3 separate regions of the Homo sapiens genome follow, and all the other regions are linked to region 3. Evidence: read pairs that join two places in POLR2A ChIA-PET (ENCODE). Cell type or tissue: MCF 10A. All regions are shown on one strand. Each heading gives the region's core, and the rest is flanking DNA. Links, peaks and the distances in the headings are about the cores only.

Region 1 (10,950 bases), core at 2,363-10,362, 54 kb after region 3:
AAAGGGATTCTCATAAATACAGCTGTCCAATCCCCGCACAGTAAACATGCAAGCCACAACAAGATGATCACCTCCCTCAGTCCACCCTGATTATGAGATAATCATCATCCACAAAAATATTATTCCCATGCCTAACAAGCAAAGGGAGGAGGGGCCCTCTAGTCTGCCCTTGTAAACAGACACTTGCAGGAAGGGAAAATAGGGAAGAAAGGGGCTTTGACGTCAGAGACCAGTTTAGGTCCCAATTCTGCCACTTACTAGCTGCATGATCTTGAGCAAGTTACTGGATGCTCAGTGACCTGGTTTTCTCATCTGTAAAATCACAATCATACTACCTACCCCAAAGAACTCTTGTGATGATTGAAAGCAACATGCTTAGCTCACAGACAGCTGTGACAAATTGTTTGCAGTAATGGCCAAACGATTCCCTGCTCCTCATACCCACAGCTTGGCAAGATGACTTTGCACTCTCCTGTTAGAAGGGCGGGTAGAAGGAGGGGGCAGGTCTCTCTCTCCCTTCCCCTTGAATCTGGGCTGGCCTGTGGCCTGCTTTAGCCAATGAAATAAAGTAGAGGTAACTGTGCGGCTTCTGACCTGGGGCCTCAGGGCTGCCCCCCTTCCCCGACCAGGTGAGCAACCCCACTACGGGAGGGACCCTGGGCTAGCCTGCTGGAGGCCCAGGGATAAGCCCTCCCAGCAGCTGATTGTAGACACTTGAGGAACCCTAGGCAAGACCAGGAGCCCAGCAGCCCAGCCTGAACTGCCAGCTGCAGAAGTGTAAACTAGGTGCCCAGTTGTTATTTAAGCTCCCTAAATAGCGGGGTGATTTGTCAGCAAGGACTGTAAATACTCAATGCACCACAGCTGATAATCAGGACTTCTCTCTCGTCCGGCAATTCTCCTGGTCTTGAGCGATGTTTCCATCTCTACCAGGTCATTCCCATCAGCATTCAACCTTGCCATTATTTCACCCTTTATGAAAAAACTTTCCCTTGACCGCAATACCCTTAACAACTACCACCTTGTGTCTTCACTCCCGCTTTCAGCAAAACTCCAAGAACGCCCATGCTCCCTGTGGCCAATTCTCCTCTGCTCATTCTTTGACACTTTCACACCCAACACTCCACTGACACTTTTTTTTTTTTTTTTTTTTCTGAGGTGCAGTTTTGCTCTTGTTGCCCAGGCTGGAGTGCAATGGCGTGATCTTGGCTCACTGCAACCTCTGCTTCCCAGGTTCAAGTGATTCTCCTGCCTCAGCCTCCTGAATAGCAGGGATTACAGGCATGTGCCACCATGCCTGGCTAATTTTGTATTTTTACTAAAGACAGGGTTTCTCCATGTTGGTCAAGCTGGTCTCAAACTCCCGACCTTAGGTGATCCGCCCGCCTCGGCCTCCCAAAGTGCTGGGATTACAGGCATGAGGCACTGCGCCTGGCCCCACTGACACCTCTTGTCAAGGTCTCCAGTGACCACTATGTTACTGAATGCCAAGGCCAAGTCTTGGTCCTCAAGGGATTTGACCCAGTCAGCATCATGTGTCACCGAAGCCCCCTCTCTGCCTCCTCCTCAGGAACACTTTCTGCAGTTGGCTTCTGAACACCAGTCTCCTGCTTTCCCCCTACCTTCCTGGAAGGTCTTTCGAGGTTTCTGCTGGTGCTCCCTCATCTCCTCCACCTCCTAATGCTGGAGTGCTCTGGGGCTCAGGCTTTGGCCCCTGCTCTTCTCTGACTTACTTGCTGGTATCTCACCCAGTCTCATAGCTTTAAACACCATCTTTATGTCAACAACTCTCAAAAAAGCCTACACTTCTTTTCTGAACTCCAGATTTTTATACTCCAGATTTTAATGGCCTAATGGCCACCTCCTTGTAGCTCTCTGACAGGCACCTCAAACTCACTCTGTACCCACACAGCCCCAATCATCCCCCACAATCTGTGCCACTGAAGCTCTCCTGCTTCGAAAGTCAACCTTCCGATGCTCAGGAGAAAACCACTGGGGTCGTCCTAGACTACTCTTTCTCTCTTTCACCCCATACTCAACCCCTCAGTAAATCCCACTGGCTCTCCCTTCCAAGTCCTTACAGTCATCTCAAGGCCTGGCTTCATCTGCCATGGGTCTCCAGCCTCCGCCCTAGTCACACATTCCCAGGTCAGGGCCTCTGCGCCACCTCTTCCTTTTCCGGAGCGCGCCTGCCCAGACATCTGCAACACACAGGATTCTGCTCCTTATTTCTGATCACTCTCCCTTTCCATCACATGTAAAACTAACAACCCTCTTCCCCTGTCCATCCTGTCCCCTTCCCTGGCTCCTCTATATGATACCTGTCATCCAAAAGCCTACATATTATACTTGTTCATATGTAAACTAAAAACTCCAGAGGGCAGAGATGTCTTATTTTCCTCATTAGGTATCCCCCGTGCCTGGAACAGTGGAGACACAGGACCTGTTCAATAAACATTTGTTGGATGAATGAACATCCAATCAATAAATGAACAAATATAGAAACAATAGAATTTTTTTTAGTACAGTGTCCCATTTAATAGTAAAGGAAAAATGCTGAAAGCCTCTATAGTCAATCATGAGGTTCTACAAACCTTCCACTGTCTGTTTTCTCCTTATTACAGTGGTGAGAAGAAGAAGGAGGTCTCCATTTGCATAGATGGAGACCTGAATGTGTGTGTGCCGGAGAAGCCAGAAGGCTCGCTGAGCAACCCCAGTCAAACAGGAGGCTGCTTGTTCGTAGCCTGCAAGTGAAGAATGGTTTTCATATTTTTAAATGATTTCACTTTAAATCGTTTTATGGGTATCTACATAATAGTCTTACTTTTGCTTCTTGGGCCTGCAAAGCATAAAATATTCATGACTTGGCACTTTTAGAAGTTTACCAACCCCTGGAGGCAAACTTCTCGGTAGTCCACAAGGCCCCCTGAAACAGTTATCCAGGTATTTCAGCAAAAAGTGACATCTGAAATCAAGTGCCTTAGAAGCAATCAGTGAAAAGTGATTGGAAAAGTGATTAAAGTGGGCACTGGCCATGGCTATTATCTAAAATAATGGTGACACCCTCTATGCAGCTGGGAAAGAAATAGCCAAACACGGAAATGTATTTTACGCACGTTCCCAGGGTAAAGCATATCCGAAAACCAATGGCTACGGATAGATATTGTTCTAAATTTGGAGGTATCTGATGACAGAATGAAGTTTCCTTCCCTTTTCTTACCCACACCCAAAACTACACCCATACTTCTCATGAGAAAAATTCTGTCACACTTAGGGTTTCCCTTTCCAACATCTGATCTTTCACTTAAGAAAAAACCGATTTCCAGGACACTTTAGTTACATGTCAACTGCTCCCAAATGGAAGCTCCTAATATACACAGACCTTTCAGTGCCATGCCTGGCAAATAGGAAGCCACTGGCATTATTGTAATACTGTATCCCAATATGTTATTATTGTATCATTGTTACATATATTATTGCATCATATGTTATATATGATACAATACATAATGGATTGCATATACAATGTATTGAATATTCTGTAACATGTAAATATAAAATCATAACATATACAGTATGTTGTATGGTTTTATATTATTACATGCGTTATTATATCACTGTTATATTGCTATCCTAACTTAGGAGACACAAAGCCACACTCTAGCTGCAGGGCTTCAGACAAGTTACTTCACTTCTAGAAGCCTCAATTTCTTCATTGGCAAAATTAGGGAATAATTTGAGATTTTTACTCTTCTCTTCTAGCTCAAGATGTCTGTGATTCCAAAGTCATGTTAAATAATCTTTTGTTTACCTTTCTCTCCTACCCTGAACCAGTTTATGACTACATCCCAATATGGCCTCTAACCTCACTGATGAACCAATGGCCTTGTCCGTTCTATTCACTCCAACGCCCTGACGTTCTACACTAGTTGATTCAAACTACCCTCCCAGCAAACTGTTTAATGTATCTATTTTCCTAACAATTGAATTGATGCTCTTGTCATCCATATGCAGTTAGGGAAATGGTTAGCTCTCTACAGAAGCAGCGAAGAGGGATTGCTGGGTCATTAGTCACGCTGCCTAACAGTAAGCATTACATTAACAATGTTAACAACACTTCTGGGCTCACTCTGTCTCTTTCATGTGAAGAAACTCAAGTATTTAATAATCATTGCTCTCTGGAAGGCAGAAGACAAAAAGTTGTGATGGTAATTGGGTACGCTTAAATAAAGCCTCATGTCTCCTTTCTATGAAACTCAGCACTTGAATGAGATTGAGTCAAGCCCAAAGCAAATGACTGTGGGAAATTAAATTTTATAACAAAATGGATTCTTAACACCGATAATGGCTTTTGAACTTCCCATACCCTTTCTCTGAGTCCCGTGCCATCAGATAATTCATCAAAATGGTGTTTGTAAGTGTAGTTTAAGTTTTACAAGAGGAACGATTTCAAAATAATATTCAGTGCTGATGTGCTTGAGAGTAACTGGTAAATTTATACATCACTCATGAAAATGCATCACTTTTGGAAAACAACAAGGCAAGATCCTTAAAGCTATTTCTATGTTCCTGGCTTGGGAACTTTACACTGGGAACTTATCCTAAGGACATCATCCAACAGAATCACAAAACTATATTAATGAAGCTACTTACTGCTGCCTGACCTGTAAAAAGTGGAAATAATTTCGATATTCAACAGCAGGTGAATGATTTCATAAGTTATGGAACAGTAACATGATGGAATGTCATAGTCATAGCAGTTATTAAGACCACATAGAAGCATAAAATTAAAAGAAAAAAAAGCAAAATTATTTGCATACGATGACAATTCTATGAAAAATATGCATCGTGCAGCCGCTCTGAAAAAGAATAATGGCACTGACTAACACTTTTGCCGCCTCACTATGTTTTAGGTCATTCACTCATTCATTCATTTTAAGACAGGGTCTCAGTTCACCCAGGCTGAAGTGCGGGGAGGATCACCTGAGCCCAGGAGGCAGAGGCTGCAGTGAGTCATCACCATGCCACTGCATGCGTGCCACCACGCCCAGTTAATTTTATTTTTTAAAATTTTTTGTAGACAGGGTCTCACTGTGTGGTCCAGGCTGGTCTTGAACTCCTGAGCTCAAGTGATCCTCCTACCTCAGCCTTCCAAAGTGCAGGGATTATAGGTGTGAGCCATCATGCCCGGTCATTTATGTCTTTTAGGCTTAGCCACTCAACATGCATTTTCTTGTTTGCATTTTGTCCGTTTGTTCCAATGTTTTTCTTTAATAATGTAACATCATTTCAACCAAAATTAAATGTAACTTCTCTGTATGTGGCCTAAAAGCAATAACAATAATAAACTGACTGGATACTGACTGCACGCCAGGCACTGTCCTAAGCACTTTGCATGGACAGACTCCTTCATCCTCACAACATCCTATGAAGTGGGCCCTATTTGCAGATGAGGAAATTGAGGCCCAGAAATTAAGTAACTTGCTGAAGGACAGCCAACTAGAAAGTGGGAGAACAAAGACTCCACCCTGGCACCTGGGCTCCAGAGTTCTAAAGAAATTTTCAAAGAAATTCAACACCATAAAAAGCACTCCTATGATCCCTCAGCTCAGCCAAACCGATGCTGTCTAAGCAGGTACTGAATGCTCCAGGAGCTAGCACATATGAAAGGCAGTGACCACTGCTGATGGTCATTGATGCACAGCCTGCAAAGGGTCCTTCAAGACCATCAGGCATGCGATACCTTAAGCTGAGAGACAGAAACAGGTGGAGAATTACCCAAACTCACACAGCCATTGGGATTGGGATGAAGCCAGGCAGATAATCCATGTCCATGGATCTGGTAAATCCAGGGTTCTCTTTACTATGCAATGCATAACAAGAATCACTAATATTCATTAAATGCTCACTGTATGCTAAGGGCTATAACCCCTTTATGTGAATTATCTCATTTAGTGCTCACGGTAGTCCTTCAAAGTACGCATTATTATTAATCTCATTTAGAGATCAAGACACAGGCCTGGAAATGTGAAGTAATTTGTCTTGTCTTACTTATTAGCTAGAAGGCACTGAGCCGGTGGTTATTGCAGCACCCAGCCCTTGTGCATTCTGGATCAATATTAATTAGCTGGCACACGGGCATCCAGCTGCCCCAGATGCTACTTTGCTATCTAGTGTGCAGAGGCAAGTCTAAACACCTTTGCTGGCTGGAATCCAAACATTTCTAAATTTGCCCCTATGGCAGAGCAACCACTGGCATTCAAAACTGAGGCAAATCCTTAACTCACCCCCTGCCACCCCCAGCCCCACCTGGGCCTGCCAATCTGCTTCCAGCACAGCAAATCCCACAATCTGCCAAGGTCTGTGGGCTGAAGCTTTTTATACTCAGCTCTTCTACTAAGGGTGTTAATTTCATTCGCTCACACCCACACTGTGTACAAACATGCAAATCATTAACATTTCCATTTACCAGGCTGGTATGGCCTGGAGCTGCTGGGATTTTTGAAGGAGATAACAATTCAATTTGCAATTACTGCTGCAATTTTTAATTCCCAAGGAAACTTCTGTCAGTGCTGTACTCCCGAGAGCCAAAATGAACACTGTAAGCAACTCTTCAAATCATTTCGAAAGAGAGGGAAAAAAAGAGAGGAAAGGAAGGAATGAAAGGAAAGGAAAGAAGGAAAGGAGCCAGTCAGGCAGGGTGCCTGCCTGCCTGCCTACCTCTGGGAGGGCAGGATTATAAGCCTATTTCAGAGAAGTTCAATTTAGCTCTAAATTTCAAAGTTTCCTCCAGCTGTATGAATCAACAACTAAATGTTGATTCTTTAGGAGGGGCTTTTGTGAAGTAATATTTGCAACTGAACAATCATCAACACATTTACTGTTTGTAAACTCAGAATTGCTGTGGGATAGAGGAAGGTGTACCTATTTTCATTCTCCAGTGTTACTACTTTGGGCAGTTAAAGGCTAAGAATGAACATTTCCAGGTCCCAAATAACCACCTGCCACCTTCCAAGTCCCAAAGACACCTGCTGGCACTGGTAACTACTATTTATTGCACGTCCACTGTGCACTGTGCACCAGGAACCACCATGCCCTGCATAAGCCTACCCTTCTTCATACCAGCAGGGAAACTGCAGCCAGGGAGCACTCACAGAGGGCACATGTGCCAGGCACCGTGCAAGTGCTGGGGACAAAACAATGAACCCTGCGACTGCCCGCCCTCAGGTGGTTTACAATCAAGTGGTAAACAGATCAATTAAAAAAAAAAAACCATGGATGTAAATTAAATAACACAATAAGATGCAGTCATTTGGAACAGGCCACTGTAGACGAGGAAAGCGAGGGCATTTGGCCTTAGAAAATGCATCTGTTCAAGGTCAAAGAGCAGGCTGGGCCACAGCTCTGGCTGGAACTCTCAGGGTCACACTTGAGCCACTGCTTCGTCCCACTCCCCATCTTATTTTTTTCTGTTTGGGGCCTGCTGGAACTCACTGCGGTAATACAAATGAGTCAGATTTCTCGACCACGAGAAGCATCCATTAATGTAAAAAACATTTTCTTGTTTGGGGTTGGTCCTGAGAGCTATCAAAAAATAAAAACCAGAACCATAAGTCAGACAGTATAATGGTCCCCTCATCGGGTATGTGTCCCACACTGTCTCAAATCACTAGAGAAGCTTCTCTAGCAGGCATCAAATGCTCTGTAGGGTGACAGCAGGTGGAGGCTGTAAGACTCATGTTTTTCACACTAGTGTTCTGCCTCTGCGGCTTTTCAACTCCCCAGGTGTAGGACATGGAAACACACGTAAATGATCTAAATGGCAGATAACAGTTTCCTTTAAATTTGCCTTTGGAATGCACTCTGGGCCTGCCCTTCCTAATCATGATCATCTTTGGCTCTGGTTAAAGTCTTATTCTCCAGAGCTCCTAACACAGGGGAATCCGGGCAGAAATCAGGGGCCGCCTGGTCTGTCCCAACTGTCTGTAGCAAATCCACATAACGATATGCCCAGGATTCCCATTCACTTGTTCCTAAACTAGACACAGACCATGCTACTTTGCCCTGGAACCTGGGGCCATCATCCACCCACCAAGATTTCACAACCACGTTGAATGTGGGCTGCAGATCAGGGTCATGGTGGTGCCCTGACATTCTTCTTCTTTTTTTTTTTGAAACAGGGGTTTTGCTCTGTCACCCAGGCTGGAGTGCAATGGTGCAATCTTGACTCACTGCAACCTCCGCCTCCTAGGTTCAAGCAATCCTCCCACCTCAGCCTCCTGAGTAGCTGGGACTACTTGCGCGCGCCACCATGCCTGGTTAATTTTTTGTATTTTTGGTAGAGATGGGGTTTCGCCATGCTGCCCAGGTTGGTCTTGGTTTCGAACTCCTGAACTCAAGTGATCCGCCTGCCTCGGCCTCCCAAAGTGCTGGGATTACAGGTGTGAGCCACTGCATCCAGTGTGCCTGGGAATCTTTAATTCCAGTTTGTAAACACTGTTCTATAATCCCATTTCCAAAATGTAAGCAACCTTTCAAGAAAAAGACAAATAAACTGTGAAGGACCACTCCCTATCCCTGTTATTTCGGCTCTTCAGCAGGACACCATGCGCTATGAAAAACGGCTTTTCCTTCTGAGATGGACTTTGGACCGCAGTCCCCGGGTCTATCAGCCCAAACAAATAAAACCCTATGCGCCAAAGATGTGCTCCTGGTCAGTGGGGCCTGTGAAGGCTTAAAAACCAGAACTGCTCTGTTCTCTTCTTTAATCTCCAATTCACTGTGGATCTTGAAATCCCTACTACCAACAGTGGTCCTACCACTCTTCTCATTTAAATTACTGAACACAACTAAACAAAACCACAAAATAAAACATCAAACCTGTCTGTCTGTATACCCAGCTGCTTCCAATGAAAATCTTCAGACATTTTAACTCATGGTTTTCTAAGGAGAACCAGAGACAATCCAAACGTAAGTAAACATATTAAATTTCTATTCTAAAAGTGGTGCTTTTAAGTAGTTGGATCAATGCTGATTTTCTCCTGGCTGGCTGGAGACACCAGCCCACACGGTGCTGAATTCAGAAGAGTACCGCATCTTGGTCTGCTTCAGTAAATACCGGTGTCTGCTAAGGCCCATTCTGAAGACACTGTACTATGTATGACACAGTCAGAACTGGTTCTTTATTTTAATGTGTAAAAATACATGAAAGAAAGTATAACAAACCTCATATATCGATGACCTGGACTCTAACACTTGTTAAACTTATCCCATTTTGCTTATCTTAGGTCCCCATTTATTTATACAGTATATTTTGCTGAACCTGTTTTTTTATTTTGATTTTTTCTTTTTTGAAACAGAGGCTCTCTCTGTTGCCCAGGCTGGAGTGCAGTGGCATGACCTCAGCTCACTACAACCTCCGCCTCCTGGGCTCAAGCAGTTCTTGTGCCTCAGCCTCCCGAGTAGCTGGGATTACAGATGTGCACCAGCACGCCTGGCTAATTTTTGTATTTTTAGTAGAGATGGGGTTTTATCATGTTGGCCAGGCTGGTCTTGAACTCCTGGCCTCATGTGATCTGCCTGCCTCGGCCTTCCAAAGTGCTGGGATTACAGTATTGTTTTTAATTGGAGAAAAGGCATACAAATTTATTAACGTGTATACAGGGAAAATCACAGAGTGATTATGATTTTAGAGAGTAAATTATAGATAGCATAACTCTTCACCCTTAAATACTTCAGCATGACTATTCAAAAAAGCACACACTCCTACATGACTCAGCACCGTTTCACACATAATCACATGAGCAACAGTTCCTCATTATAATCCACCATGGAGTTCATATTCAAATTTCCCGAACTGTCCCCCAATGTCTTTAATAGCCGTTTTGTTCAAACTTGGATCCAATCAAGGATTGCTAAGGAGTACCCTTTCCAAAGTAACATGTTAGACAAAAGAATGACTCACAGAAAGTCAGAAGGGCTGGAACCTGACAGTAAATTAGCATCCCACCTACTTTCTTTTTAAGAGAAAATGATCTATGATTTGACAAACAGCAACTGCTCTTAATATTTCCATGCATTTTCTTCCAGTTATTTGTTTTCTTTTCATAAACACACCCATATATGCAGTTGTGAAAAAACTGTCTTGCTACTGATCAAATGCTACCGCAACTTCTTCTGGCAAGAGGAGGCAAAGACCTGGTGAAGTCTCGCATATGTCATCTCTGGCATGCCTGCCAGCCGGCCGGTCTCCTGGGTCAATAACTGTGATAAAAGGCCGCTGAGTGCGTCAACAGACTGTCCTGCACTGAGACACTATTAAAGGTCCTTGAGCTCCAAATGTACCACTGCACTGCTCTGTGGCCCTGCCAACTTCCTCCTCCTCAAGCTGACATGACCCCAAGCCCTAGAGAGACAGAGTAGGTGTTAAGAGAGGCTGTTGTCCCACTTCCTGGGTGTCCAGGATGGATAAATGAAAGATTTTACAGAAAGTACCTTGAAAGTACTTTGGAACTTTTGGAAGTGCTATATATTTAAAAGCTGTTAATAACATTATCTAAATCAAAAAATATCACAAAAGCCTCAAACTCCTAGATATCAAAGCTTTGACCTGGGATATTTCTTTTTCTTTCTTTCTTTTTTTTTTGAGACAGTTTCACTCTGTCACCCAGGCTGGAGTGCAGTGGCGCAATCTCGGCTACTGTAACCTCCACATTCTGGGTTTAAGCGATTCTCCTGTCTCAGCCTTATGCCTGTAGCTGGAAATACAGGTGCCCACCACCAGGCCTGGCTAATTTTTGTATTATTAGTAGAGACGGGGTTTCGCCAGGTTGGCCAGGCTGGACTCGAACTCTTGACCTCAAGTGATCCGCCTACCTTGGCCTCCCAAAGTGCTGGGATTACAGGCGTGAGCCCCTGTGCCTGGCTGACTTGGAACATTTCTAAAAAAGT
Region 2 (10,950 bases), core at 585-8,584, 63 kb after region 3:
CATATTGAGAGAGGAATCATCTTATTCCTCAGGAGAATTGTGAATTTTCTTGAAATCATGTTGGACTACCTGTGCTTTCTGCTCTGGAAGGTGATTCCCCAGGCACTTCAGCTCTGCTGCTGGGCCAGTCTCTCAGAGAAAACTGCCTCCTTGCTTCTTCCTGGAAAGGAAGCCCAGGGCTTTCTTACCTTGTTTCCAGGGGTACAGATGACTTCGTTTCAAGGGCTTCTGTTTTTCAATAGCATTGCCCATTTTAAAGCCAGAGGACACAGGGCCCTTCCCAGCCCCAGCGTCTTTCCGGAGCAGCAACTGAGGACCGAGTCACTGGCTGAAAGGGGATATCTCTTGGACATCCCAAACCACCCAGCGGCAGAACCCAGGCAGCCTCACAAGGGAAGCCTGAGGAATCTCATTCTCAAGTCTTTGCCTTCTGCCTTTCAAAATCCCTTTGGCCCCAGGGAGGAAATCAGAAGAAAGGGCTTGTTATCGCCCTACCGGTGCCTCTCAGGCATGGTCTATATTAAGAAGCTCTTTCCTCAGCATCCTTTTGACACTTTATTACTCATCAGCACAACAGCGGCTTGCAAGATGAATTTTATGTCCAAATACTTTTAATACCACTTTTCTCCGCAGGAGAAATGGGGAATCAGGTGATCAAAATGCTGAAAGTCATAAATGAACCATTCTGGGGCATGCCAGGAGAAACATTTTCATACAGACCCTTATGCCACGCCTTCTATTTCAGAGTCCCACGCTCAGACCAGTGTGCACCACGTAACAAGTACTGTCAGAGAAAACAAGCTGATTTCACTAATGCTGTGTTTCCAAGGGAAACACAAAACGAAACAAAACATCAAAACACTGCTACACCTCAGTCTCCAAAGAAGAAAACACCTTGGGGACAAATACAGCTAAGAATTTATAACCCCAAGCTCCAAACTCCCACTGCACTTTGGGAACAATTTTGCTGGAGAAAGTGCTACGCTACCTAAATTCTGAACAAAGGGTTTTCTAGAAGAAAAGAAGGGAATGAAATCAATCACATATTCTTGGTAAAAAGGAAGACAATGTCGAGGTGGATGAAAAGATTTCATTTATTTCAGTCCCAGAGTTTGAGGTTATAAAAGCCCCTAAAGAATCCCCACAGCATAATATGGGTAAGAATGCAGGCTCTGAGCCGGGCGAGGTGGCTCACGCCTGTAATCCCAGCACTCTGGGAGGCTGAGGTGTGTGGATCACTTCAGGCCAGGAGTTCAAAACCAGACTGGCCAACATGGTGAAACCCTGTCGCTACTAACAATACAAAAATTAGCCGGGCGTGGTGGGACGAAGCTGTAATCCCAGCTACTTGGGAGGCTGAGGCAGGAGAATCACTTGAACCTGGGAGGTGGAGGCTGCAGTAAGCCGAGATCACACCACTGCACTCCAGCCTGGGTGCAAATACTAGCTCTTCCCCTTGGCTTTGCCAGTTGAGCACAGCAGCCTCAGTTTCCTTATCTGTTAACTGGGCATAATTCCAGTCTCACCTCCTCAGCTGTAATAAGAATCAAACAAAAGAGAACATTTGTGAAGTACGTAGCATGCTGCCTGACACTCAGGAGGTCCCTGGTGAATATTTAACTTTTTTTTTTTTTTTGGAGTCAGGGTCTTGCTGTGTCACCCAGGCTGGCGTGCAGTGGTGCAATCATGGCTCACTGCAACCTCAACCTCCCTGGCCCAAGCAATCCTCCTCCCTCAGCCTCCAAAGAAGCTAGGACTACAGGTGCATGCCACCTCGCCTGGCTAATTTTTAAATTTTTTTGTAGAGACAGGGTCTCCCTATGTTGCTCAGGCTGGTCTCAAACTCCTGGTCTCAAGTGAACCTCCTGCCTCAGCCTCCCAAAGTCCTGGGATTACAGGTGTGAGCCACTGCACTGTGCCTATTATCACCTTTTTTTTTTTTTTGAGACAGAGTCTCACTCTGTCACCCAGGCAGGAGTGCAGTGGTGCAATCTCAGCTCACTGCAACCTCTGCTTCCTAAGCTCAAGTGATTCTCTTGCCTCAGCCTCCTGAATAGCTGGATTACAGGTGTGCGCCACCACACCCAGCTAATTTGTGTATTTTTAGTCGAGATGGGGGATCTGCCACGTTGGCCAGGCTGGTCTCAAACTCCTCACCTCAAGTGATCCGCCCGCCTCGGCCTCCCAAAGTGCTGGGATTACAGGCGTGAGCCACCACGCCCAGCCCTTCATCACTTTTATAATTGTAGACGGAAAATACATTAGCTTAGGTGGCAGATATCTGGCTTCGGTCAATTTAGTCAAAAGCACCAAAGTAAATTTATTTTACAGAGTTGGATGGTACAAAATGGGAGCAAGTATAGAACCGGAGTAATATTTGGGACAACATTCCAAAAAAGACCCACAGAACCAGAGAGACCAAGTTTAAGAGGCACTTAATGCTCTGTTAAGTTTCTGGGCGCAGTGGGCCACTGTGTTAAACCAGGCCCTTCCTTTCTGAAGGAAGGGGAAATAATCTTTCCAATTTATGCAAAACAGACAAAAACCAAAATCCAAATCTCTACAAGATCTTAAGGCCTCATAATTGATCTACCAATACAGAGATCATTTTTGCAAAATCACGGCCTGAGAGTCCAAACTTGGCAAAGCAAATGGCATGTGTCTGTCGCACCGTCTCCAATGAGGTGGCAGGAAAGAGCATGGGTGCAGAGGCTCCCTGTTTCCCTCACAGAGCCCGCAAGCTCCTCCCCAGATTAAACTGCAGCCACAAACTGGAATAAAGCACAGGGAACCCCCACCACGCGAGAGGGGTCCAGTGAAAACTAACAGTTGCACAGCAGAATACCTGGCACACAGTAGGTGCTTAATAACTCTCTGTTGAATAAATGAGTGGATAGGTGACAGAATAAACCAATGAGAATTATCCCCAACATACACACACTGATTGTCCCCACCCCCTGGAATGCATTAACCAGAGTTTCTAATCCATAAACAACCTCTCCTCTCCTAGCAAGAGTCAGAGGGTATGGGCGGCTGGGGCGCTGTTTCCTCCACTTCCCCACTCCTTAGCTCAGGCCACTCTGGGCCCTGGAATTTCTTCCCTATCAGGAGTGCGAAGCCCCTGAAGTCAGGAGCCGTGTCTGGGGCAGCTCCTCCTGGCGCCTGTGCACACAGACAACAATGGGTCACAGTTACAGAACCTGGGCTCAGGTGTGCCCTCTCTCGTTTCTCAGCTGGGGGCCAACACATTTGTAACTGTGTTTCCATGAAAAAACGCATCCTAGGTTCCAAACAACTAATATACTGATGAACCTTTAGAATGAACTGGACATTTTTCCTTGAGAGAACAGCTTTGAAATGAGGACCCTGTGGTCCAACCCTTCTCAATCATGGCTCCCCCAAAATAACTCCAATGTGAACTGTTCAGGGGTAGGGGGAGGGGGAGAGCAACAGAATAACCTAATCTTAAGAATTCCTCTCTAATCCCCAGCTCAGAAAGCGTCTTTTACAGTCATCCCCTCTGCAGTGTCCCAGACTAAGCAAACAAACAAAAAAACATAGAGCCATCCCCAAAGACCAATATGCTTGCAATCCAAGATGGGCAAGCGACCCATCTCCAGTCCACATTTCAGGGAGACAACAGAAAATTTTTCTGATTCTTCACAAATGGGAAGAATCAAAAGTGAACTGTTACCAGAAGCAGAAGGCTGACTGCACAGCCACTGTGATGAGTTTCCAAGCCTTGCACAAATACGCCGAGAACGCTGTGGCTGTACGAACTGCCTTCAATCAGACCCGACCTGGCCATGTGTTATCAAGGTCACTCCTTCAGGTATGACTACTCCAAGCCTCAAATCTCTGTAAAACCCAAGGAGATCCACAAGATCATCTGCTCCAGCGACTCCCTTCCCCATTTCACAGATTCCTCAGAGAGGGGCAGGGATCAACGCTAGGCATTTAGTTGGAGGGCTGGATCCAGCCCCCAAATCTTTATCCTTGGCTAGGAAAACCTCTGCTACCCATTTCCTCATGACCAGAGGAGGCAGGAGGGCAGTGTGAAGGAATTGGCTTTGAAGGCCAGCTGGCCTGGTTTGAATCTATGGGGGCACTTCCTAGCTGAACAACTTTGGGATAGAAACTAAACCTTTCCACACCTTGTATTTTCACATACATTCATGTGTACCATTATGCTGTCTACTTCATGGGTAGTTTAAAGGTTAAATAAGAATTCAGACTTGGGAGGCTGAGGTGGGAGGTTGAGGCAGGAGAATCATTTGAGCCCAGGAGGTCAAGACTGCAGTGATTTGTGATCACACCACTGCACTCCAGTCTGGGCCACAGAGCGAGAACCCATCTCTAAAAAACTAAACTAAAATAAAGATGTTTAAAATTTGTTGGTACACAGCAGATACTCAATGAGAATAGCTGTCACTGTTTTTATTATTATTACCTATAAATCTCCAAGCTTTAGATACAATACATTGAAAAAAATTATTTACCCTCACTAGGGATTTTCTCCCCCATATCAGAGTAAGATCCACTGCAATATTCTAGTAAATAATCATTCTCTTAGTATAATTAAAATAAAATTTATCTTACAAACATCTGTACCTCAGGAATAATTTTTTTTTTTAAGAGACAGGGTCTCCCTATATTGCCCAGGTGGCCTCAAACTCCTAGGCTCAAGTGATCCTCCTGCCTCAGCCTCCCGAGTAGCTGGACTCCAGGAGGAATGATATTTTGATTGTGGAACATGACATAAGCCAGAGGGGTAATATTGTGGCCACTGAAGTAGGAAACATTTTAAGGAGTGCCTGTCCCTACACGCAAGACGCTGTTGGCTCCAGACGAACTCTGAGTCAGGATCCTGCAAGGCGGTGCTCACTTCTTGAAGGAGATTTTTTTTTTTTTTTAGATAGAAATGGCTCAGAAGGGAAGGGCTCGTGGATCCCTGTAATGTGCACACTCACCCACCCAGAACCAAAGAAACAGAGGCTGGGCTCTCAGGCGGGTACCCGGTAGCTCACACAAAGCTTTGTGTATGGAATTTGTCTGCTGGGAGGAAAGTCTGATGTTGGTCACTTCCCTCCTGGAGAAAAATACAACAATACGAGGAAGCGCCAAGCACTGTGGGAATGTTCCAAGTGTGAGTTCCAGCTCAGCCCAGAATATAAACAAAAGCGATGACCAGCCTGGAGGTCAGGCCTAGCAAAGCACTGAGGCAGAAAGTCTGGGAGGCACTCTTCTGTCTTCTGGGGTCCTCTAGACTCTGCCTTTTTTTTTTTTTTTTTTTTTTGAGACAGTCTCCCTCTGTTGTCCAGGTTGGAGTGCAGTGGTGCAATCACAGCTCACTGCAGCCTCCAACTGCTGGGCTCAAGCAATCCTCCTGTCTCAGCCTCCTGACTAGCTGGGACTATACGCACTTGCCACCATGCCTGGTTAATTAGTAAAATTATTTTTTGTAGAGATAGCATCTTGCTTGGTTGCCAGGCTGGTCTCAAACTCATGGCCTCAGGTGATCCTCGAGCCTCAGCCTCCCAAAGTGCTGGAATTATAGGCATGAGCCACCGAGTCTGGCCGAGACTGCTTTGAAGTAACTTTCCTGTCCAGGCCTGGAGGAAATCATCGAAGGCAAAGGCCACCACGTGTCGAATGTCATAGGAAATACAAGCTCAGGGACTCTCTTATGACACATCTGCAAACTTATAGATCAGTCTCAGAATGTCATAGCTGGAGGGGCCTCAGAGATTTACTCAACAAATACCAACACGGAGCTTGGGGAGGGTCGGATAACATGCACGAAGAATCACTTAGTTATCCCGGTGATCAGTGCTAAATTCAGGGTGGGGGACGCATGTCTAGCAGGGCGACCTAATCTAAGCTGGAAGTCAGGGAAGGGTGAGACTTGAAGGATGAGCAGAGCTGGACCAGGCAAAGGGGCAGTGTGTATGAAAGACCTGTGTAGCTGGAGGTATGTGCCCAGGGGAAGGCCGGGGGTCAGATGGGACAGGGCCTTATAGATCCAGGGCTTTGTCTCATGGGCTTTGGGGGTTCCTAAGGTGCCGGCAAACCACGTGTTCATTCTTCTGGGAAGAGAGGTCTATGGCTTTCACCAAAGTCTTAAGGAGTTTCAAGAGGTTAAGAATGGCCGGGCACGGTGGCTCACGTCTGTACTTAGGATCCCAGCACTTTGGGAGGCCAAGGTGGGCAGATCACAAGGTCAGGAGATAGAGACCATCCTGGCCAAGATGGTGAAACCCCATCTCTACTGAAAATACAAAAATTACCTGAGCATGGTGGTGAGCACCTGTACTCCCAAGCTACTCGGGAGGCTGAGGCAGAAGAATCACTTGAACCCGGGAGGTGGAGGTTGCAGTGAGTGGAGATTGCACCACTGCACTCCAGCCTGGTGACAGAGCGAGACTCCCTCTCAAAAAAAAAAAAAAAAAAAAGAGGTTAAGAACTACTGATCTAGCCCAACTCATTACAATAAAATGGAGAAACTGAGGTCCAGAGAAAAAAGACCTTTCACAGGAGGCTAGAGGCCCCAAGTCACTGACTCCCATTGCAGTGCTCTCCCACAGCTAGCCCGCCGACCCACGTCTGCAGGGGATGTGTCAACAACTACATATGCTGGCTCCCATCCCACTGGCCACTGCTGCTGGATCCCACACGAGGCTGCTTCTATCCAGGCAGGCCTAGAAGGACAATCTACGGAAATGAACTGCAAAGTCACCAGCCCATCTTTCTTGTGCAACCTAATCTGCAAAACACAGGGGCTCAGAACCTGTCCCTTGCTTCAGATTTCAAGGACCCCCCCAATGATACAGTTTCTGGCTTTTCAAGAAGCTTCATGGATGAGGCTGGTTCACTGAAGGGCAATCAGGGCTCAGCATCCAGCCTTCTGAAGAAGCTGTTTACTTGTTGTTCTTTACAAAGTCAGGACTTGGCCAGGAACTAAACGTAGCCCTCAGTATGGGAAAGGGAGAAATTTGGAAGACTTGGTGGAAAGTCTAAATATGTAAGGAGAATGCTTCTTAAACCCCTGATGTGGCCAGGCACTATGGCTCATGCCTGTAATCCCAGCACTTTGGGAGGCAGAGGTAGGTTGATTACTTGAGCCCAGGCGTTTGAGACCTGCCTGGGCAACATGGCAAAACCCTGTCTCTACAAAAAAAGGAAAAACATAATTAGCTAAGCATTGTGTTATGTGTGTCTGTAGTCACAGCTACTCGGGGGGCTGAGGTGAGAGAATGGCTTGAGCCTGCGAGGCAGAGGTTGCAGTGAGCCAAGATCGCGCCATTGCACTCCAGCCCGGGTGACAGAGGCAGACCCTGTCTCAAAAAAATAAAATAATAAAAACCCCTCGATGCTTCCTGTAATACTAAAGGTAGAAGTCCTAAGTACGTGGATTGGCATTCAAGGCCTTTTGGAGTCTGGCCCCAAATTACCTTTCCCACCTTCATCTCCCACTTCCTCACACGGCGACTGGACACTGTGCATAGCCGTGCACCTGCCTGCCTGCACTGTAGCTCCTGTCCCTCCTCTCCAGCGAGTCAAAGGAAACCTCACAGCCAACATCCAGTGGACTCTCAAAGATCAGTGTTGAGGGTCCCACAGCCTCGGGTCCCACAGCCTCTGCTTCACTTGGACCATGGCAGTATTGGAAGGGGTAATGCCCGCACTGGGGAAGACTCCAGCCCCTCTCCTGGCCAGCCCGCTGACCTCAGCCTCCAGGCTGTGATGCCTCTGCCCTTTACAACTCCCCGCCTCCAGATAAACTTGACAGAGCCACTCACTGCTGATGGCCCTCTGCACTGAGCTGCATGAGGATGAACACGGTCACAGCCTGCACTCTGGCTGTGCTCCTCAAGCTTGTAAAAATGCACCTGTCTCCCTTAAGAGGTGTGGAGTCCATACACAATGGGTACTCACTATCCACTGAACAAAAATTAGTGAGCGTCAGCTATGTGCCAGGCACCATTCTGGGCTCTGGTGAAATAGCAGCCGACAGGGAGCTTACCTCCCAATGAGGGAAAATATCATAAAAAAGAAGCAAATAGGCCAGGCGCGGTGGCTCACACCTGTAATCCTAGCACTCTGGGAGGCCAAGGCAGGCAGATTGCCTGAGCTCAGGAGTTCAAGATCAGTCTTGGCAACATGGTCCCTGTCTCTATTAAAAACACAAGATATTAGCGAGGCATGGTGGTGCATGCCTGTAATCCCAGCTACCGGGGAGGCTGAGGCAGGAGAATCGCTTGAACCCAAGAGGTTGCAGTGAGCCAAGACTGCACCACTGCACTCCAGCCTGTGCAACAGAGTGAGACTGTCTCAAAAAAAAAAAAAAAAGGCTACATTTAAAGGGGGAAAAAGAGCGGGGGATGAGGGACAGAAAGTGATGCGCACCCTATCTGTTATTCTGGGCCCAGTGGTTAGGGCTGACCTCTCTGGGTGGCATCTGAACAAAGATGTGAGGCAGCTAGGGATAGGGAGCAAAGGACACAGGAAGAGGAACTCATGTTTGCCCAGTTCTTCCAATCGAGTACTCCCCAGCATGAACTCACCAAAACCCTACCGCAGGATCCATCTTATCAATGAGAAACTGATTTTTAAAAGGAGATGGGTGAGCAACTTTTCCCAAGATCACATGATCAGCAAACGGTGGCACCAGCAGCCTTTAAACCGTGGCTCTTGTCCATGGCTTCTCAGCAGGTGCCCTACAATATCTGGGGAATGAATGTTCCAGTAAGAGAACGGCAAGTGCAAAGGCTCTGAGGGAAAGGAACACCTGGAAGAAGAGCACAAAAGCCAGTGTGGCTGGGACACAGTGACGGGGAGAGGGGTGTCAGGGAGTGAGTTAAGGGCCAGAGTCCAGGGCGCACACAGGCCACGTCGAGGACCTCGGATCGCTTCACATGTGTGGGGAAGCCCCAGGCAATCATAAAGAGGATCCATGTGATCCAGTTCACACTCTGGCTGTGAAATGCAGAATGAATGGCTGTGAGTTGGGAGAAGAAACCAAGAAGCCGGTTAGGAAGGCATGGGGCAGTCCAGGGAGAAACGGCGGTGGCCTGGAGTAAGGGGTCAGCAGAGGAGGTACTAAGAAGGACCAGTCAGGATTTATTGGAGTAAATCGCAGGGGTTTACCGAGGGACTGGATGTGCGCTGGGAGAGAGGAGGCAAGGACACCCTCATTGTTTTCTCATCCAAACCAAGATTTCTAAGCCTGAACAATCGGATCAAAAATGGCATTATTTACTGTGATAGGGGAACCCAAGGTGAGTTACCAGGCAGAGAGTGAAGGGGAGAACCAAGAGTTCTGGTTCAGGTGCATAATGTCCTAAAGAGGGGCTGGAAACATGCATTTGAGAAGGACCAGTGTTTAGCTAGCTGGCTTAGTGCCACGGGACTAGGCTGCCTGTTCCCAAATGGCAATTCAGGAGACAGAAGAGCCCAAAACAGAAGGCTGAGATGAAACCCTTTACAGAGCACGTACACTTGATGCTGTAAAATTACTCATGGGAGTACTGCGTGACTTCAGATATAATTTAAATTTTAGAGGTTGTGGCTTTTTGTGTGTGTGTGTGAGACAGGGTCTCACCATGTTGCCTAGGCTGGACTTGAACTCCTGGGTTCAAGTGATCCTCCCACCTCAGCCACCAGAGTAGCTGGAACTACAGGCACATGCCACGGTGCTTGGCAAAATTTTAGTTTTCACGTTCTGGATGCTTAGTTTGTAAATGTCTTGCTTATCATGACTAATATGTCATCCAAATTAATCAGCTAATATCCCAAGGCACAATATACATTCAGAGTGAGATTCACCAAAGAGTTTTCTTCCCAACTGCTCAGCTTCTGGCCATCTCTTGTCAGGGCTCATTAGATCACTGTTGTTTTTCCCTCGCAATACTGCTGACAAGAAGCATGAACTGGAAGCAGAAGTGTCACCATTTTCTTGTTCACGTGTACTTATACTACTAGAAAAGTCTTCAGTCTGTGATGTCTTTTTGGGGCTATTATTAAGCTACTTCTCTATTTTATAAGGGTTTGTTTCAATACTGGGCAGCGGCTTCAACCTAGCTCTTCAACCCAGCTGGACAAGTCACATAAACCCTTCAGGGCTTTTTTTTTTTTTTTTTTTTTTTTTGAGACAGTCTCACTCTGTCACCCGGAGAGATAGTAGTAAGCTGATGTTCATTAGGCACTTAGCCCATGCAGTACCAGGCTCCTTTCTGTGTATTTTACTCTCGTGGTTGCATTAGATCCTCACGATAAGAGAAGGATACTGTTACTGTTCTCATTCTACAGAGGAGGAAACTAAGACACAGAGCTTTTCTTTGAGATCTGAAAGAGTTAAGATTTGTACATAGTCATACACCGAATTGGGGCAAAGTTAGGGGAATAGTTCATCTGACTATTGCCCACACAGCTATATTTTCTTCTTTTCTTTCTTTCTTTTTTTTTTTTTTTTGAGACAAGAGTCTCACTCTGTCACCCAGGCTGAAGTACAGTGGCACGATCTCAGCTCACTGCAACCTCCCCCTTCTGGGTTCAAGCGATTCTCCTGCCTGAGCCTCCCGATTAGCTGGGACTACAGGCATGGGCCACCACACCCAGCTAATTTTTGTATTTTTAGTAGAGACAGGGTTTCATCATGTTGGCCAGGCTGGTCTCAAACTCCTGACCTCAGGTGATCCGCCCACCTTGGCCTCCCAAAGTGCTGGGATTACAGGCGTGAGCCACCGTGCCCAGCCTTGGGCCTCAGTTTTCTCATCTGTAAAATGAGGCCACTGTCACCTCCTTCCAGTGCTTTTGAGAGGATTAAATACACATAGCACAGCTCCTGGCATTACTGCACAGAAATTCTTTGTTACGTCATCATCATCATCATTATTATTATAAGGGCAACCTTTTATCTTACAGGTAAGTCCCTATGACCCTTCCAATTCC
Region 3 (10,950 bases), core at 941-8,940:
GCTGCCTCGCTGCATAACCCGAGGGCAGGTGCGTTCACCTGCGCACCCCTCCTGCTGTGGGGGATGGATTGCCATCATTGGTCCACATAAGCCTGGAAACTAAATGAGGCTGTCCGTGTCTGGGGATGGCTTAGAGACAAAGCCAACTGCTGGGCTTTGGGCTTGTCACCCACAAAATGGGGAGAATAACATCTGCCCCGTGTAACTAAAGAGGTGACTGTGGGGGACTGAATGAGAAAGCATATGAAGTGGTTCACAACATTTAACAGGCACTATACCAACACCAGAGACCATATACCTGCCAGTAATAAAGCAGAGAAAGAGGGCCTAGGATGGGAACATCTGAAAGGGAAGAAAGAGGCCAGATCGTAGCTACCACTCATCGGGGACATGGAGGCACCCACTGTGCTATGGATTTTATATAGGCTATTTTGTTTAAAGGTTACAACCACCCTGTGAAGTGGATACTATTATTTCACAGGTGGGGAAACTGAGGCTTAGTGGGACGTGGGGGAGGTTAAGCAACTTGCCTAAGGCCACACAGCTGTAGTGACAGATATGGAATTTGAACTTGGTCTGTCTGAGTTCAGAGCCTGGAGAGATAGAGAGGAGAATAAAGACCAGATCAGAAATGTGCTGAAGTTAAAAAGTTTACTTGAGATCCCCTGGTCAAAAAGATCTCATTTAACAAACGAGTAAACTAAGACCCCGATGGCAGAGATGGACATAAAATCCCCATCGCCTTTCCTGCCCCGTGGGCCATATTCATTTCTGACGCCCAGGCTGTGGCTCCACAGCCATGTGCTGCCACAGGAGATGGCGGGGAAGAGGGTGAGGAAAACTGGCCCTCCTCTCCAGACAGTTCTCTCCCCACAGCCGTGCCGCAGCCGGGACACCCGACTTGCTCTGTCACTCCTTGTCCCATCTGCAGCCTGGGTGCCTCCCCTCTCCACAGCAACATAAGCCTCATTTCCACACTATAGGACAGTGTACCCTGAAAATGTGGGTAAAGCCAGGGAGTGAGGGGGAGGGCAAGTCACAATCAGTATAATAAAAAACTAGAATTGCAGGATTAAAAAAAAAATGGCAATGCAACATTATTCCTATTAGTCCAGAACAGTGAGGCCTAGCAAGAAGACATGTCGAACACAGACATTGGTTACAATGAGAGCACCAAATCACCACCTGCCACCAGGCTGTCCGGCAGCAGCATCTCCCTGGAAGAGCTGAAGGGGAAAGGCTTTCAGGAATCCACCCAAGAGCACTCGGATCCAATCTCTGTCCAAATGCCCTCAGAGATGGGGCATTAACACCTCCCAGGACCCCCTGCTCACTGCTCATTGTAATTATACCTTTGGACACCCAGTATATGGCTAAATTTCCTCTACAACTTCAACACTCTGCAGCTCACTGCTAGACTTGTTAAAAGGTTGCAAAAAAGTTTAGAAGTTCATCACAATGTACTTTGAATTTTTAAATTCACTAAGAAGATGCAAGAGACTGCTAATGTGGAATCAGTCTGGGAAGACAACAGAATATAGTGAGAAAAACAGATTTTGATCAAGAAAATGTGCACCAGGGCCAACACTGTCTGCACAGTGGGAATAATAAAAGCTTCCCCACACAATTATGGTGAGGAGTAAATAAGACAGCATGTCTGAAACCACCCAGGACAGGGCTGGGGCGAGAAGGAGCCCTCGGGAAGTGGCAGCGAATCTGAATCTGTACTTTCATCTCCCTGCACTTCCATTTCCCTCGTATCTGAGCAGGGAAAGCCATGCATATGACCTGAAGTAAAATAAGAATGTACGTAATCACTCCCTAAGTGGTAAGAGAGCTAATGAATAATCAACGAGGGCAGCAGATGACAGACCCACTGCAAGGTTTCTTGGACATAATCCTCTAAGTCCACGTACTCTGGGAAGTTTCTCAATGCTTCTGGTTCTGTCCATGGGCCTCCACGAAGCAAGAGGTTCGCATTTACTTGTCCCACGCAGGTGGCTTGGGACAGAACACAGACATCCAACCCTTCCTAATGAGCAATGATGAAAAAGGGGTAACATTCCTTCTTGGGTGAAGATCACACCTACAGCTCCCTGCTACAGAACAGGTTTCTCAGCCTTGGCACTACTGACATTTTGGGGCAGAGAATTCTTTGTTGTGTGGGGGGCTGTCCTGTGTATTGTAGGATGTTTAGCAGCTTCCCAACCCCTACCCACTAGAAGCCAATAACATCTGCTTTGCCTTCCTATGGCAACAACCAAAAATGTCTCCAGACATTGCCAAATGGCCCCTGGGGTTTACAGGCACCCCACTAAATGAGCGGTACTTTAGCACTGAATTTTTCTCTGTGACCTCTCTTGGAAAAATGAATAAAGGGGAAAATCCCGGCTGGGTGCGGTGGCTCATGCCTGTAATCCCAGCACTTTGAGAGGATGAGGCGGGCAGATCACTTGAGGTCAGGAGTTTGAGACCAGCCTGGCCAACATGGCAAAACCCCATCTCTACTAAAAAATACAAAAATTAGCCAGGCGTGGTAGAGGACGCCTGTAGTCCCAGCTACTCGGGTGGCTGAGGCGGGAGAATTGCTTGAGCCTGGGAGGCGGAGATTGCAGTGAGCTGAGATTGCTCCACTGCACTCCAGCCTGGGCGACAGAGTGAGACTCTTATCTCAAAACAAACAAACAAACAAAAAAACAACAAAAACAACAAAAAGGGGGGAAATCCCAGGAATTGAGTGGCCGAACAGTTTCATATCAGAATTCACTAGCAGGATAACGTTGTTAGTAAGTGAATCATTTTACTCTGACTGCCTGGACTAGTGTTGGATGACAATTACACTCTACTTGTAGTTAATACTACATTCGGCTACAAGAGGTTACTAAACAGATTGCAATAAAAAATAACTGTGGCACAGACCAAATCTACTGTATTACTCTTCTTCAATCTGGAATTTAGATCAATCTGGCAAACACTGACTGTTTCCCTCTTGCTTGTCAGTCACCTTTCGTTAAAAGAGGGGGCAGGAAAAACCACTTTTCAACAAAAGACTTTTAGATTTAAAACCTTTATTTTCCTCCACTTTTAACTAAAATTTTAAGATATTCTGCTGGTCAACATAAAACCCAAAAATAGATGAACTGCAAAATTCAAGAATTATGTATTTAAATAACAGGCTAGTGTTTACCAGCGGCATTAAATGGATGGCTGTGACAGTAGTTCTGCTACATAGAAATTATACTTTGGATAATCACTAAAGGATTAAGAATATCTGTCTACAAGGTTTATTTTATTTTACATTGCTAAGTTTAGTTTTATTTATTTATTTTTTGGAGACAGAGTCTCACTCTGTTACCTAGGCTGGAGTGCAGTGGTGTGATCTCGGCTCACTGCAACCTCTGCCGCCCGGGTTCAAGTGATTCTCCTGCCTCAGCCTCCCAAGCAGCTGGGATTACAGGCGCCTGCCACTATGCCTGGCTAAATTTTTTTTTTTTTTTTTTTTTTTTTTGTATTTTTAGTAGAGACGGAGTTTTGTCATGTTGGCCAGGCTGGTCTTGAACTCGTGACCTCAGGTGATCCGCCTGCCTCAGCCTCCCAAAGTGCTGGGATTATAGGCGTGAACCACTGTGCCCAGCCTAGTTTTATTTTTATGTAATGAGTCAGGATTAATATTTAAATTCACGAGATATTAAAAATTCTGTCTTTCATAAAGAGGAAACGTAGCATCTCGACAATTCAGACTCTGACGTCAGACAGCCTGCATTCAAATCTTGACTTTGCCACCTTTTTGCTGTGCGACTTTGGCTAAATGCTTAATATTTCTATAGATCCAGTTTCCTTTTTGGCAAAATAACTTTTCACACATCAGGGTTGCTATGAAGACAAGTAAGAGGACACATGTAAAGCACTCAGCACTGGACCAAGAAAAGGCTCCATAAATGTTAGGGACACAGGTGTCTGGGGCTCTGAGAGCACTTGGTTATGCGGCGGTCTCACTGCACTCCACCAGCCTTGTGAGATGGGTAAGAAAGCACTCGGAGGCTTCAGAAGCCTTTTCCCTTCTAAACTATTCAGATCATCTTAGCAATTCAAGGAACAGCTGGTCTTGAGAGATGAGACTCGCCCACATCCCCTGGAACCCGTTGGACCCAAGCAGCACACCCAAACCAACCCCAGAAAGAATCCCTAAGCTTTTGCCACAAAGCTCTCTCCAAAGATCATGGGACCTTGCATAAACTCTCACTTTTATCCAAGGTCCCCTGGACTCTTTCCTGAACAATTCAGCCCACGGTCACCACCCAGTTGAACATAATAATAGTGCAATAGAGTTTTTTCCATCCCCAAAACCATGGACCAGGATTCTGCAGTAGAAGGCAAGGCAAACCCAATTGTTCTTAATGTTACACTGACCTTCTGCCTTTGAGACCTGGAAGCCACAGCACTGGTGGACATAAATTCTACTGCCTGCTGCTCCAGATCCAAGGGGAGAGGGTAGCCCTCTGGTAGAAATCTGTCTGTTGCCTCCTGGAAGAGAGGAAACCTGGATTCCTACAGAGTTTGAAATGGCTGTTTGAGGCCGAAGGGAGGGGTTGATGAAAGTCAATAGCTGTTTCAACATATCTGGCTTGACTGGCCCTGCTGAGGCCACTAACTCTTGAGGACATCTTTGGCTGTGTCTCAAGGGGTTTGCATGTTTCAGAGCACAGGCCCTAAAGCCAAATGATGGATGTTCTGGACATCACAGAGTTCCCTGTGTTTGAGTGTGCGCCAAGGCAACGTAGGGAACTGCAGGGCAGGGAGGCAGCAGCCTGGGGTGTGGACATGATGTGCTGAGCTGTTTTAAATGCCCAGAGGATGACACAGCTGGAAAAGGAGAACTGTCTTAGCCAACTGAGCTTGGCTAACGTGGCAAACACTCACCATCCTAATGGTTCTTATTTTACAAGGACACCAAAGGTCCCGCCCATGGAATGCTACGAAGTAGGTATGATGCACTGAAAGCTCAATCCCCAGGGAGGGAACATACAAATCGCACAAACTCATATTGCTGGAAGCAGGTGAGGCCAGGAGAAACATCCAGAGTCAGCTTACTTTGTTCACAGGCTTCTCTGGAATCTTTACGGACACCTCAGCTGGTTTTCCCTTCTTTGATGGCGTTCTCTTGATTTTGGGTGAGTGGAATTTGTCCATCAGCTTCATGGTGAAGGAAGAGAGATGAGAACGCTGAGAGTCTGAAAACAAAGAGGGTACTGACTGTTAGATGGGAGTGGGAAGAAGCGATGGTTCATTGACCTTTTGTGGAAATGAGCAATGTCCCCAAACCCATCTTTTTTCTTGGCTGTTGAGAGTTTCAAGGGAAAGGACGTATGGATCCATTACAAAACATTTCTGCTTACATGCTTCAATTTTTGCAATTTTCATCAAGGAATTGTGGAAATCAAAGGCAGTCCAAATAAATATGGAAAAAGAACTTGCAAATATTCCCAAGTGTCCTTACAGAGTTTGTGTGATGATCTAACTAACATCCAAGGGAACTGGCTGAGAAGAAAGAACACCCAGTCAAATCACAGATGTGTAGGATGTGAGAACTGGAAAGGAAGGCCCTTTCGCATCAACCTCTTCATTCTTTAAGAAACTGCAACAAGTGACATGTGCAAGGCTCTGGAGTTGGCAGCGGTGACTGAATCAGAAGTAAGGTGTTCAAAATCCTCTGGGCCCTGGTGAAAGACTGAAAGACTTGCCCCAAAGATCAGGAATTAAGACTAGGACATCTGTTCTCACCACTCCTATCTGACATTGAACTGGATCAGACCTAAATGTAAGAGTTACAACTGTAAACCTCTCAGAAAAAAACAGTTTTTGTGACCTTGAATTTGACCATGTTTTCTTAGATACAAAACCAAAAGCACAAGTAACAAAATAAAAAAATAGAAAATTGGACTTCATCAAAACTAACAACTTTTGCACTACAAATACTACTACTAAGAAAGTGAACAAACCCACAGGATGAAAGAAAATACAGTCATGTGTTGCTCAAGGACAGGAATAAGTTCTGAGTAATGCATCATTAGGCAACTTCGTTGTGCAAATGTCATAGAGTATACTCAAATGAACCTAGATGGGATAGCCTACTACACACCTAGGCTATATGGAATAGCTCATTGCTCTGAGGCTACACACCTGTACAGTACGGTACTGTACTGAGTACTGCAGGCAACTGTAATACAATGGTATTTGTGTATCCAACCATATCTAAATGTAGAAAAGTACGGTAAATGGTATAAAAGATTAAAAATTCCACCTGTGAAAGGCACTATCACGAATGGAGGCTGCAGGCCTAGAAGTTGCTCTGAGTAAATCAGGGAGTAAATGTGAAGGTCTAGGACACTCCTGTACACCAGGGTAAACTTTATAACCATGGCACATTTAACCTTCACTAAATTTATTTTTAAAATATTCTTTCTTCAGTAAGTTAACCTTAGCTTACTGTAACTTTTTTACTTTATAAACTTTTAATTTAAAAAAAACATTTTTATTCTTTTGTTTTTTTGAGACAGGGTCTCACTCTTTTGCTAAGACTAGAGTGCAGTGGTGTGATCACAGCTCACCACAGCCTGGAATTCCTGGGCTCAGACATCTTCCTGCCTCAGCCTCTCGAGTGGCTAGGACTATAGGCAAGTGCTACAATGTCTGGCTCAGTTTTAAACTTTTTGTAGCGATGAGGTCTCACTATGTTGCCCAGGTGGGCAAAAATATTTTCTTTCTTTATATCCTTATTCTTTAAGCTTTTTTCTATTTAAAAAATTATTATTTTTTTTTCACTTTTAAAACTTTTCATTAAAGACAAAGACAGACACACATTAATCAGCCTAGGTCTACGGGGGCAGGATCATCAGTATCACCATCTTCCACCTCCCCATCTTGTCCCACTGGAAGGTCTTCAGAGTAATAAAATGCAAGAAGCTGTCATCTCCTATGATAACAATGCCTTCTTTTATAACACCTCCTGAAGGATCTGCCTGAGGCTGTTTTACAGTTAACTTTTTTGTTTTTAGTAAGCAGAAGCATACTCTCAAATAATGATAAAAAGTAGAGTAAATCCATAAACCAGTAACATAGTCATTTATTATCAAGTACTACGTACTGTACATAACCATATGTGCTATATATTTACACCAGCATCACCACAAACAGGTGAGTAATGCATTGCGCTGGATGTAATGATGGCTACATCAGGCGAGGCGACAGGAATTTTTCAGCTTTATGATTATCTTATGGGACCATAAGATTATAATGTGGTCTGCCCTACATATGTTATAATGTGGTCTGTCACTAACTGAAATGTCGTTATGCAGAGCATGACTCTATTTAAAAATCATATGCAGCCATCCCTTAGCATCCTCAGGGGCTTGGTTCCAGGATCCTCTGCGGGGATCAAAATCCACGATGCTCAAGTCCCTTATATAAAACAGTGGAATATTTGTGTATGACACACATCCTCCACATGCTTCAAATCATCTATAGGTTACTTACGATACCAAATACAATGTAAATGTTATGTAAATAGTTATACTTTATTTTAAAATCTGCATTATTACACTGTTATTTTTATTGTTTTTCCCTGTATATTTCTGACCATGACTGAATCAGCAGAGGCTGCAGAACCCACGGATATGGAGGGTCAGCTATACCTGATAAGGGACTTGTATACAGAAAACATTACAAAATTCTTACAGCTCTAGAATAAAAGGCATGTAACCCAATGTAAAATGGGCAAAGAGTCTGAGCAGACATTCTCCAAAGAAGATACACAAATTGGCAATAAGCACATGGAAAGACGGTCAACATAATTAGCCATTAAGGAAATGTAACGCTTCACGCACACTAGGTCTAATAAAAAAGGCAGTACCAAGTGTTGGTGAGGACTGGAGAAACTGAACGCCCTACACATTGCTGGTAGGAATGTAACATGGTTTCTCTGCTTTGGAAAATGTCGGGCAGTTTCTCACAAGATCACAGAGTTGACATGTGACCCAGAAATTCCACTCCTGGGCAGATTTGCAAGAGAAATGAAAGCCTAAATCCATGAGACTTGTACAGGTAAGTCAAAGGAAAGTTCACAGCAACATTATTCATAATAGCCAAAGGTGGGAAAAACTCAAATGTCCATGTTTGTGAATGACTAAATAAAATGTATTATATCCATACAATGGAATATTATTTGGCAATAAAAATAAATTAAGTACGGATCAGCTACAACACAGTTGAACCTTGAAAACATTATTTAAGCTAAAGCAGCCAGCCACAGAAGACCATATATTGTATGATTCCATTCATTTGAAATGTCCAGAATAGGCAAATCCATAGAGACAGAAAGTAGATTGGTGGTTGCCTAAGACTGGACGGGGCAGAGATGGAGAGGGGCTGCTATAATCAGTATGGAGTTTTTTCTCCTGGTGTACAAAAGTATTCTAAAATTAGAATATGGTGATGGTTGTATAGCCCAGTGAATTACTAGAAAAAAAAAAGAACTGTACCCTTTTTGAATGAATTGTATGATATGTGAATTATATATCAATAAAGCTATTTTTTTAAAAAAGCCCACTGGCAGTCTTCCTTCATCTCAGCATTATTACAACCAGTTCCAGTGTCTGAAAACATCTTATTAATCGATTTATTTAAACCTGTCTCCTCACAAGAATGCAAGTATGGCTGGGCGCAGTGGTTCATGCCTGTAATTCCAGCACTTTGGGAGGCTGGGGCGGGAGGATCACTTGAGCCCAGGAGTTGGAGCCTAGGCAACAGAGTGAGACTTTGTCTCTACCTACAAAATATTAGCTGGGCATGGTGGTGCAGACCTGTAGTCCCAGCTACTCAGGAGGCTGAGGTGGGAGGACTGCTTGAGCCCAGGAGTTAGAGGCTACAGTGAGCACTGCGCTCCAGCCTGGGCAACAGAGCGAGACCCTGTCTCAAAAAAATAAAGGCTTGGGGGACAAGTTCCCTGAGGACTGTACCTGTCTTGTTCATGCCTGTTTTCCCAGTGCTGACATGGCAGTTGGCCCATAGAAGATAATCAGTAAACATATATTCAACAAATGAAGAAACCAACCAACAACAAAAATATCCCAGGAAGAAGACTGCTTCTTTTAGTAACAGCAGAAATACTTGAAATTGGCTGAAAATTAAGCAACAAAACACTGTCCTACGCAATGGAAAAATAAATACCTGTAGTTTTAAAAATAAAAAGCACTCCCTCTGTCAAGTTTTTCCAGCAATTTAGTACAACAAAACAAACCAGAAAACCAAACAAAACAACCCTCCAAATAAATAGCACGGCACCTTGCACTACATGGCTCTCACTCTGTCTACTATTGCTGCACGTGACTTAACAAGGCCAAAGTTCAGTTCCCTTGCTAAAGACCTTCCAGGTGGCCAGGCAGGATCAGATAAACTACCTGCCCTTTGCAAATTACCTAGGCACCCACTGCGCTCTGGACCAAAGAGAAAAGCCAGGGCCTGACCCGCATTCACATGTGGTCAAACCAAACAGCTTCACAGCTGTGTGATGGCCAGAGCTGCAGAAAGCCCTTCTTAGTCCCCAGATGGGGACACAAGTCAACAGGAAGCTGCTGCACCTGGCTAGCTCACCTGGAACAGCTCAACAGGGTCAGGAGGCTCTCAACACCAGCCCTCATATGTCAGCAGTCATCCCTCGCATTCAAATGAACTGGGATGGTGTGACTTCTCCCGCTCCCCTCTGTCCTGCCTCTTCTCTCTCTTCACCCAAGCAGGGTGGATCCCATTTACAGTTTATACTTCCTTCTTTATACTTCAACATGGATGTGAACAGTCTAATCCTTCATGTGATGCTTAAGAGGGTGTGCACTGTTAGCCAGGCCTGGTGGTACATGCCTATAGTCCCAGCTACTCGGGAGGCTGAGGCAGGAGAATGGCGTGAATCCAGGAGGCAGAGCATGCAGTGCAAGATTGCACCACTGCACTCCAGCCTGGGCGACTGCCACCACGCCTGGCTAATTTTTTTGTATTTTTAGTAGAGACGGGGTGTCACCGTGTTAGCCAGGATGGTCTCGATCTCCTGACCTCGTGATCCACCTGCCTTGGCCTCCCAAAGTGCTGAGATTACAGGTGTGAGCCACCGCGCCCGGCCAAAAAATTTTCTAAAAGGGGGGTGTGCACTGGAGTCAGAATGTTTGCATTCAAATACTTAGATATCATCTCTCTAAATCTTTCCCTTATTTTGTCTGGAAAATGAGTGAGATAACATTATATTTCTTGAGATGGCTGATGTGATGTAGATTAAATGAGATATTTACTGTGGATAATACAATAAGGTATTTCACAAAATGCCTGGCACACGGCACCCGCTCAACACAAGGAGCTTGGATGCATAGCAAGGTCGATAGATACCGAATTCTTATTTCCCAGCTGCTTCCAGATCTTCATCCAGTTATTCTGCAACACTGAACATTTAACTCACTATTCTAAGTAAATGAGACCTTATAAATGCCCACTCTTCTCTTCCTTTGGCACTGAACCAGAAGTCTCAATCTGGCTTTTAGCCTATTAGTCTATTTCCCTCTTTGGTTTAACCTGCCTCCCTGCATACGGATCCTATTGCTGTCCCTACTCCATGTCTTCTGATGGCAGCCCCACAGTGTCCCTAAAAGACACAGCCTCTTCCCTCACCAGGCAGGTTCCCAAGTCAGATGGGCTGTCAGAGCAGTTTCCTAATCCATGTGACTTGTATCCTGTTGAGTAGGACTGAAGCAGGGAAAGCAGACACAAATGGGGAAGTCTGGGCAGGATGCGTGGGTTCTCTGGTGCTCAAAGATCTTCAGGCTGGGTGAGCCAACTTCCGCTTTCTCCACTGTCTACTGCCCTGAGTTGCTGTTCAGGCAGGCATGGGGCTGAGGAGCTGGCAAGATTCAC

Evidence for each region. ChIA-PET counts read pairs that join two places held together with the same protein. Peaks named below come from ENCODE experiments on the same cell type or tissue, not always from the same donor. Only the 100,000 strongest peaks of a DNase experiment are listed, where the experiment ranks them.
Region 1: POLR2A ChIA-PET joins it to region 3 with 22 read pairs; 12 of 35 experiments call an interaction of 5 or more read pairs at or near these places.
Region 2: POLR2A ChIA-PET joins it to region 3 with 34 read pairs; 13 of 35 experiments call an interaction of 5 or more read pairs at or near these places.

The regions. Positions count from the first base shown.
Region 1 is chr9:131,698,107-131,709,056 of GRCh38, forward strand. All of the region lies in intron 1 of RAPGEF1 (Rap guanine nucleotide exchange factor 1), which reads right to left. Among named protein-coding and RNA genes, the nearest start is that of RAPGEF1, 36 kb to the right of the region's middle. RefSeq lists an enhancer at 9,813-9,872. In MCF 10A, for the core only: no CTCF peak of the experiment used is centred there; a DNase peak (open chromatin) is centred at 6,215.
Region 2 is chr9:131,709,432-131,720,381 of GRCh38, forward strand. All of the region lies in intron 1 of RAPGEF1 (Rap guanine nucleotide exchange factor 1), which reads right to left. Among named protein-coding and RNA genes, the nearest start is that of RAPGEF1, 25 kb to the right of the region's middle. RefSeq lists enhancers at 1-770, 680-779, 2,637-3,138, 3,139-3,638. In MCF 10A, for the core only: no CTCF peak of the experiment used is centred there; DNase peaks (open chromatin) are centred at 4,840 and 5,110.
Region 3 is chr9:131,645,719-131,656,668 of GRCh38, forward strand. RAPGEF1 (Rap guanine nucleotide exchange factor 1) reads right to left here. Exons shown (of 27, transcript NM_001377935.1): 2 at 5,092-5,231; 3 at 4,411-4,524. Among named protein-coding and RNA genes, the nearest start is that of RAPGEF1, 89 kb to the right of the region's middle. RefSeq lists an enhancer at 9,565-10,065. In MCF 10A, for the core only: no CTCF peak of the experiment used is centred there; DNase peaks (open chromatin) are centred at 4,813 and 6,063.